Linked DNA regions of Homo sapiens: regions 1 and 3 are each linked to region 2. Evidence: chromatin contacts called from ENCODE Hi-C or POLR2A ChIA-PET data. All regions are on one chromosome and are shown on one strand. The core of a region is the stretch at or near the end of the contact, and the rest is flanking DNA. Distances in the headings are between cores, read along the strand shown. Region 1 holds the start of H2BC10 (H2B clustered histone 10). Region 2 holds the start of LINC01623 (long intergenic non-protein coding RNA 1623). Region 3 holds the start of H2BC8 (H2B clustered histone 8).

Region 1 (2,889 bases), core at 195-2,694, 2.6 Mb after region 2:
TTTGCTCCAACTTCAGGCTATCCTGTTGCCTGTTCTTTGTCTTAAACCTCAATATGTTCAGCTAAGAAGATGGTAGAGTTCCTGATCTTGCCAAGAGGTAATATGTATAGCTACGTGAAGTAATCCAGTAATTATAAACTCAGTAAAATTTGTAGAGAAATCAGTGGACTTGCAAGGGGGATATGAGAACGTCTGGTAGCGATCTGCCATGGTTTAGAAATGCAACCAACAGAGGTGATTTCCTCCATCATATGCCGCTCCAACCATTTGCAAGCTAACAACGAACTAAAAGACGAGTTTCGCTTTCTCAGACCTTATTTTAGATTTAAGACTACCCCAAACTTGATTTCCACCCGGCTACTCCAAATCAAGGGCAATAGGATGATAAAGTGAAACTAAAAACGAAAACAAAATTTTAAGATGGTGGTGTGCGGGGAGAAGAAAAGTGGGGATCAATCTAGAACACGATTTTTCCTTAGCTGCTGAGTGAAATGTGTCATATTAAGCTGCATACGAGCTTACTCCTTGGTGACGCTTACAATCTATAGGGGAAAAAACAACGAACCTGGATTTTTTTTTGAGATGTCTCGCTCTTATACCCCAGGTTTGAGTGCAATGGCTCTATCTGGGCTCACTGCAACCTCCGCCTCCTGGGTTCAAACGATTCTCCTACCTCTGCCTCCCAAGTAGCTGGGATTAAGTTGCCTGCCACCACTCCCGGCTAATTTTTGTATATTTTAGTAGAGACAGGGTTTCACCATGTTGGCGAGGCTGGTCTCGAACTCCTGACCTCAGGTGACGCGACCGCCTCGGCCTCCCAAAGTGCTGGGATTACAGGCGTGAGCCACTGCGCCCGGCCGAACTTGGATGTTTCAGTAAACCCTTACTATCCCATGTGTTGCTTAGCCATTTTACCTTGCCAATGCCAAGTCTGGAAAATTACAGATCTTTAAATGACAACATGGGTGGCTCTTAGAAGAGCCTTTGGGTCGTTAGCGCTTTTACCCAGGTAACTAGTTTACTTGGAGCTGGTGTACTTGGTGACCGCCTTGGTGCCCTCCGACACCGCGTGTTTGGCCAGCTCCCCGGGTAGCAGCAGGCGCACAGCCGTTTGGATCTCCCTGGAAGTGATGGTCGAGCGCTTGTTATAATGCGCCAGGCGGGAAGCCTCGCCTGCAATGCGCTCGAAAATGTCGTTGACGAAGGAGTTCATAATCCCCATAGCCTTGGACGAGATGCCGGTGTCGGGGTGGACCTGCTTCAGCACCTTGTACACGTACACGGAATAGCTCTCCTTGCGGCTGCGCTTGCGCTTCTTGCCATCCTTCTTCTGTGCCTTGGTCACCGCCTTCTTGGAGCCCTTCTTCGGGGCGGGAGCTGACTTAGCTGGTTCAGGCATGTTCGCAGCCGAAGTGATACCGTCAAATGACCACAGGAAAATGCTGGTGAGCCCAAACGCCCTCATTATTTACCTCGTGTATATGCAAATGAGGCTGGCTGAGTTTCGGTTTCTCATTGGTTCTTTTAGTGTCTGAATATATGATAGGCCATTTCTGAACTCCTAAATCTCATCGGCTCTCCCAGAAGCTCAACCTTGCATAATTTGACCTTTCAACTATAAGTATGTAAGTCAGAAGTGGTTTTTTTTTTTTTTTTTTTTTTAAATTTTTTTAAACACCTGCTTTTCGATTGGCTGAAATCTGTGTTCAGGAGATAGCACAGTCTACTTTGCCGAATATAGATTATAAGAGTTTAGCTCTTGCGTTTTACTAGAATCAATCACTTTCCTTCTTCTAAACAAGTATTTAAATACTTCACTGCGTCTGGATGTGGAATGCAGGGCAGCAAAGCTCGCGCCAAGGCTAAAACGCACTCTTCCAGGGCTGGTCTCCAGTTTTCTGTGGGCCGAGTGCACCGCCTCCTCCGCAAGGGCAACTACGCCAAGCGGGTCCGGGCCGGTGCGCCGGTGTACCTGGAGGCGGTGCTGGAGTACCTGACCGCCAAGATCCTGGAGTTGGCGGGCAACGCGGCCCGAGACAAGAAGACCCGCGTCACCCCCCGACGCCTGCAGCTCGCCATCCACGACGAGAAGCTCAACAAGCTGTTGGGCAAAGTTACTATCGCGCAGGGCGGTGTCCTGCCCAATATTCAGGCCGTGCTGTTGCCCTGTCTATACAAGTGACTGACTAGGCAAACAGGACTAATGAGAAAATGTTTAATATCTCAAGTAAGTGCTTTAATGTAGTCGGGAAGAAGCAAGTTCAGTAACGTTTACAAAACCTTGTAAAGTTTAGATGGACAGGGCCACTGCAGTGTTCAAGTTATCCTGCAGAAGAGGCTAGTGGGGGTGGTATCCTGGAATATCATCAATAGGACCCAACGAAAAGTAAATGATAAGAGTCGTTGGAAAACCTAAAATTAGCCTGTGCCTTAAAAATTCTCAACCGAAGCAAAACACCATTTGGGACAAAATAGAATTCAGTTAACATTTGTTGCTCACTGTTGTATGTCGGTGACTTCTTGGCTCGTGATTTCCCAGGTACATCACCCAGGAATCCTGCCTTATAATGGTCAAAGGTTTCCAGCTAGCAGCAGTCCAGGTGACTCAAGAAAACGGCACAAGATAAACTTCTCAAAACGTGGTCCTCCGAATCTGGCCCCACAACACATCTACTGAATGAGAATTAGCGTCTTCCAAGTCTTAAAGTAGTCGTTTACGGACTACAGCTTGAGAAGCGCAGAATTAGAACTTTAAGAAGTTAACGTTCTTGGATCGCAGACTAACCGAGAAGAGAGGATTCAAAAATGAAGTGATTCATCCAATCAGATTTTCCAGTAATTCACCAATCACATCGTTGGACTCTTCAGCCAATGGTTTTGTTGCGCGGG
Region 2 (2,939 bases), core at 346-2,845:
TTGGTGTTTTTGTGATCAGACATTTGCCAAGAAAATTAACTCTTAAATCAATTAGTCTAGTCTATGGTAGAATTAGTTTTATTTTGCTTAAAGTAATAGTTTCCAAAAACCAACTGACAATAAGTGAGGACTTCCTATATTTTTATGCTTAGGTTTGATGAAGTGGATAGTCCCATAGCAGTATAATTGGATAAAAGGGGGTATGATCTAATGGTTATAAACTGGGGTGAACTTAGCAAAGCCTGTTTATTCAGGTTCTCTTTGGCATCTCTGTGTCTTCGTTTATTTCCTCCAAGTACATTTTCTCCCCTCTGAATTGACGGTCTTATCACCTACTTTAATTGGAAGATCAGGTAGCTTTCATGGCCCGCTTCACGGAACAAGGGCCCAGAGAAAAACGTTTCTGCTTCTGCTGTTTTCTCAAATGCCGAGGTGTCGTATTTTGGGAGTAGTGTGACCTGAACCCAGTCAAAAGACGTCCGAGTCTTTCTAATCTCTGGGTCATAGGGTCGCCTTTGGCCTATGCATTGTACGTATACAGTATGGCATTTCGCATGTCTGTCCACTTCTAGGCGCACAGTCCAACTGGCTTTGACTGGTCAGGAAGGCCAGGCCTGGATCTGGGGTTGGTACTATAGGTTAGATGTTTTCAGGTTTTGAAGGAGAAACAGGTCCCTTAAGGATGAGAGCGAATCAGAAGAAGACAGACAAAAAAGGATTTAGGATTTGTTCCAGAAGCTCATTTCTGGATTGACTGTCGTACCAAGGTTTGGCGAACGGCGGCAAGCGCTTGCCAGTTTGTCGAAGAGTGGAGAGGTCAGTTGTGCCAAGGAGTGGAGAGGTCTAAGAACTCTCCAGGAGCACGGAGGGTTTATGCAGTCATAAATCGCCTTGCTTCTGCATACTTTTTATTCCGTGGAGGATTCCGCCCGGGCGATGGCGCCATAAATGCAGGTGCGTCCTGGCTCTTTTCTCTTCCCAGTGCGCATCTCGGCGACTCTCACCACCCGAGTCTCAGAGCCCGCGAAACGTAGCGTGCCAGGTTCTCCATCCCGAGGCTGGGCGCGGGAACCTGCAGGGGCAGTAACTACGACCGGGACAAGCCGATCTGCAATTCCCCTCCTGTTTTCTCTGCCCCTTGGACTTAAATTCCCACGGCGGCGTTTAGGGCTTTCGTTTTATCTTTCTGCGTTATGCTCGCGGTTTCCTGGCAACCTTTCCAAGCAGAATCACCCCATCACAGACCTTTCTCTGGGGGGCGGCCAGGCAGGACGGCTCCCTTATAAACCCCGATAGGTGGTTGTCGAGCGGCCGTCCGAGAGGGTGACCTGCAGCGGGAGATCCCAGGCCCAGCACGGGACTTTCGATATAACATTCAGTTTTCCTTCTCTCAGCGCAGTCAGGAAACAATATCCAGTATAGCGAATTCAAAATTAAGTTCGACAAAATATGCTTCTTGGCACGACCGATAATAGTAACAGGTCATAGAAATATTTTGGCCCACGTTGAGCGTTGGGGGGTGTAGCTCAGTGGTAGAGCGCGTGCTTAGCATGCACGAGGCCCCGGGTTCAATCCCCGGCACCTCCAGCTTCATTTTTCTCCCGCCTTTTCTCCTAGATGTGCCTTGTTTGCAAAATCATGTCTATCATGTCCACGACTCGCCTCAATTTTTTTTCTTTTGTTTTTGTGGCACTTTCATTCTCTCTCAATTCTTCAAATTCACATGGAAACCAAGGAAAACAAGCTCCGTTTTGCTTTCAATATTGATGCATTTCTGCTCTAAGGCTTTGACACCACCCTGGGTGGCTGTGTCAAGAGATGAAAGACAAAATGAAAGAGGCCGCGGAAGCACAGACTGGCAGAATTCCAAAACCCGAAAAACAAGCAAGGCACCAAATTAACAAGCCCAATCACATTGGTTACATTTCCCAGTATTATCGAAGATCAAGCAAGAAAGAAAAAGACAGAAAACAAATGCGAAACCACAGGTAATTTTTTACAATTTATTTTAGATCCTTTCTTTTTTGAGCTGTTCCTTGGTCAAGGGACAGACCCAGAAAATAGGAAAACTGTCCCACGGATTTCCCCACCACTCTCTTCCCATCGCAATCTCTTTTCTTTTCCCCCATCAGGTGTCCTCTTGTTCGTCCGATTTTAGACTTTGTAAGCTTTTTGTAGGCTTTTTTTTTTTTTTTTTTTGGAGACAAGAGTCTCACTCTGTCTCCCAGGCTGGAGTGCAGAGTGCAATGGCACCATCTCGGTTCACGTGCAAGCTGTGCCTCCCAGATGCAAGTGATTCTCCTGCCTTAGCCTCCCGAGTAGCTGGAATTACAGGCATGATGCACCACCATGCCCGGCTAATTTTTTTTTTTTTAGTGGAAACGGGGGTTTCACCATGTTGGCCAGGCTGGTCTCGAACTCCTGAACTCAAGTGATCCACGATCCACCCGCCTCTGCCTCCTAAAGTGCCGGGATTCCAGGCGTGAGCCACCACGCCTGGCCTACTTTGTATGCATTTCTTTGACTCATTGTTATTGTTTCTGACTTTATTAGGGTAACTTTTATTAAAGCATAATGTAAGCTTTGGATCCAAATAGAAGTTCTTTATTGTGTTAAATAAATTGAAGCCTTCGTATCTGGCTGACTTGAAGCAGCACTTAGCTAGTTTTAAAAGATATGGAAGGCAATCAGAAAACAAAGATACATATCCCCACTCCCTTCTCTTCCCAATTCTAACCGCAGCTCACATTTTGAAGGGCCTCACACATGCATGTGTGAACATCTCAACATATTAGCGGTGGCAGTTATCTGTAAGGAGTCTGCAGCAACATTAATTCTTGCCTCCTCAGGAGAAGGAAAGAATTCGATTGAGGAGCATAATGCCGAAGGAGAGACCGAGGCAAGTCTTAGAGCAGGGGTGAAAAATTATTGAAAATATT
Region 3 (2,734 bases), core at 140-2,639, 2.6 Mb after region 2:
CGGCTCACTGCAGCCTCTGCCTCCCGGAGTCAAGCGATTCTCCTGCCTCAGCCTCCCAAGTTGCTGGGACTACAGATGCACACCACCACGCCCGGCTACTTTTTGTATTTGTTTAGTAGAGACGGGCTTTCATTATGTTGGGCAGGCTGATTTCGAACTCCTGACCCTATGATCCGCCCTCCTTGGCCTCCCAAAGTGTTGGGATTACAGGCATGAGCCACTGAGCCCAGCCGGAATGCAGTCATCTTTAAAACTTAAAAAGCCCGCCCTGAAATGCTAATGGGCAGCTATCCTTCTTTGTTCTCTCGTTTCTGTATTAATATTTCACCCTTTTCTGACAAGTGCACATGAATAAACAGCCTGTGTATTAATGATAAATTTGTATACACAGCATGGACCTATACACAAAATAACGCAGTGAAACCTTGGTGTCACAACCTCGGTTTCTATTCTTGTATACCTTTATAAACGCATTTTTACTGCAAAGAAACACCAGTAAGATAAATTAGTGCATGAAATGTGAGCAAGGATTTCAATAAAGAACTGACCAGTAACGTCAGAAGCGTTCGTTAAAAATTAGGACAGTGAACATTGAGATTTCAGGCATCGTATGTGTATTCCAGCACTTTACAGAAAAGGTGGGTGGCTCTGAAAAGAGCCTTTGGTTTCTGGGACTCGGGATCACTGACGGATTTGACTAGTAATCATTTCACTTGCCCTTGGCCTTATGGTGGCTCTCCGTCTTCTTAGGCAGCAATACGGCCTGGATGTTGGGCAGGACACCGCCCTGCGCGATGGTCACGCGACCTAGAAGCTTATTTAGCTCCTCGTCGTTGCGGATGGCTAGCTGCAGGTGGCGCGGGATGATGCGGGTCTTCTTATTGTCGCGAGCCGCGTTGCCAGCTAGCTCTAAGATCTCGGCCGTCAGATATTCCAGCACCGCTGCCAGGTACACTGGAGCGCCGGCCCCGACTCGTTCGGAGTAGTTGCCTTTGCGGAGGAGGCGGTGCACACGGCCAACTGGAAACTGAAGACCGGCCCTGGAAGAACGCGTTTTAGCTTTTGCCCGAGCTTTGCCGCCTTGCTTTCCACGTCCAGACATAGTGGCTTCCTAACAGCAGAAGAACTAACAATCCACTGAATAAAGAAAAAGAATGGGCTCGATGGAGGAATAAGAAGCTAGTTATAGTCATCGGTAGAATTGTGAAAGGCGCAATTTGATTGGTTAAAATTGTTCTTTGACGAGCCAACCAATTAGAAAGGAAATAAGGTGAAGGCTATTTTACATGTATGCGTCACTAACACATTGCCCAATCAGAGCTGGATATTTTGAATTCTTTATTTGCATGAAAGGCCTATAAAAGGAGAGACTCTAGACACGAGCTTTTATTTAAGTGCGTTCATTCTCACTGCTGTTATTGTTTTCTGACAGCATGCCTGAACCAGCTAAGTCAGCTCCTGCTCCGAAGAAGGGTTCCAAGAAGGCTGTGACCAAGGCGCAGAAGAAGGATGGCAAGAAGCGCAAGCGCAGTCGTAAGGAGAGCTACTCCGTGTATGTGTACAAGGTGCTAAAACAGGTTCACCCCGATACTGGCATCTCATCCAAGGCCATGGGCATCATGAATTCCTTCGTTAACGACATCTTCGAACGCATCGCAGGCGAGGCTTCCCGTCTGGCCCACTACAACAAGCGCTCGACCATTACCTCCAGGGAGATCCAGACCGCCGTGCGTCTGCTGCTTCCCGGAGAGCTGGCCAAGCACGCAGTGTCCGAAGGTACCAAGGCTGTCACCAAGTATACAAGCTCCAAGTAAATGTGTGCTTAGGTGCTTTAAAACTCAAAGGCTCTTTTCAGAGCCACTCAAGTCTCACATAAAGAGCTTTAATATTGAATTTCACCGTTTTCTAGGGAATAATTTTTCCGATTTTGTAATCCCAGCACTTTGGGAGGCCGAGGCGTGCGGATCGAGACCAGTTTGGCTAACGTGGTTAAATCTCGTTTCTACTAAAAATACAAATATTAGCCGGGCGTGGGGCAGTCGCGTGTCATCCCAGAGACTCGGGAGGCTGCCGCAGGAGAATCACTTAAACCCAGCAAGCAAAGGTTGCAGTGAAAAGACATGGCGCTTTTGCATTCTAGCCTGGGCGACAAAGGCGAGGCTTCGTCTCAAAAAAAATTGATCAGGAGATACTCCTGTTCTGTGTTGGCAAGATCCTGTAATCCTAGCACTTTGGGAGGTCGATGCATGAGGCTTTCTTCAGCTCAGGAGTTAACAGATTTGCCTGGGCAACATAGAACTCGTCTCTGCAAAAAAATGAAGCTAACCAGGTGTGACGGCTTGCGTCTGTACTATCATTTACTCGGTAGGCTGAGGTGGTAGGATAGCTTAAACTCTCGGGCTAGAGACTGCAGGAACATGTGAATACGCTAGTGCAATTCCAGCCTGGGCAACACTGGAAAGGGTAGGAAGAGTAGTCTTTGGGTCCCTAAAGATCACCTGATAACAAGTTTGACTTTTCTGAGCACTCTTGTGGAGTTTGTTGTGGAGGGAATACCATGGGCATTGGCAATGTAAAGTTGATCTAAAAAATCTCGTTTTCCGCCGTGCGCGGTGGCTCACGCCTCTAATCCCATCACTTTGGGAGGCCGAGACGGGCGGATCACGAGGTCAGGAGGTCGAGACCATCCTGGCTAACACTGTGAAACCCTGTCTCTACTAAAAAAATACAAACA

Evidence for each region. A loop is a pair of places that touch in the nucleus more often than their neighbours do. ChIA-PET counts read pairs that join two places held with the same protein, here RNA polymerase II (POLR2A). Pooled maps may share reads with other maps.
Region 1: a pooled map shows a loop between it and region 2 (11-fold over the local background). The contact joins the promoter of H2BC10 here to the promoter of LINC01623 in region 2. A Hi-C loop is called at or near these places in 7 of 50 pooled maps. POLR2A ChIA-PET finds 5 or more read pairs at or near these places in 2 of 52 experiments (OCI-LY7 and naive thymus-derived CD8-positive, alpha-beta T cell).
Region 3: POLR2A ChIA-PET joins it to region 2 with 7 read pairs in CD4-positive, alpha-beta T cell. The contact joins the promoter of H2BC8 here to the promoter of LINC01623 in region 2. POLR2A ChIA-PET finds 5 or more read pairs at or near these places in 6 of 52 experiments (CD4-positive, alpha-beta T cell, CD4-positive, alpha-beta memory T cell, CD8-positive, alpha-beta T cell and 3 more).

The regions. Positions count from the first base shown.
Region 1 is chr6:26,271,486-26,274,374 of GRCh38, reverse strand. It overlaps H2BC10 (H2B clustered histone 10), which reads right to left and starts at 1,444. Exons shown (of 1, transcript NM_003525.3): 1 at 963-1,444. The coding sequence starts at 1,399. The coding sequence ends at 1,019. It also overlaps the pseudogene H2AC10P. RefSeq lists enhancers at 354-513, 924-973, 984-1,113, 1,184-1,523, 1,854-2,193.
Region 2 is chr6:28,862,333-28,865,271 of GRCh38, reverse strand. LINC01623 (long intergenic non-protein coding RNA 1623) reads left to right here and starts at 1,595. Exons shown (of 2, transcript NR_033379.1): 1 at 1,595-1,988. TRA-AGC2-2 (tRNA-Ala (anticodon AGC) 2-2) reads left to right here and starts at 1,516; the gene lies at 1,516-1,587.
Region 3 is chr6:26,215,343-26,218,076 of GRCh38, reverse strand. H2BC8 (H2B clustered histone 8) reads left to right here and starts at 1,389. Exons shown (of 1, transcript NM_003518.4): 1 at 1,389-1,877. The coding sequence starts at 1,434. The coding sequence ends at 1,814. It overlaps H2AC8 (H2A clustered histone 8), which reads right to left and starts at 1,156. Exons shown (of 1, transcript NM_021052.4): 1 at 640-1,156. The coding sequence starts at 1,102. The coding sequence ends at 710. RefSeq lists enhancers at 336-445, 361-1,012, 726-1,145, 1,013-1,664, 1,576-1,925 and 2 more.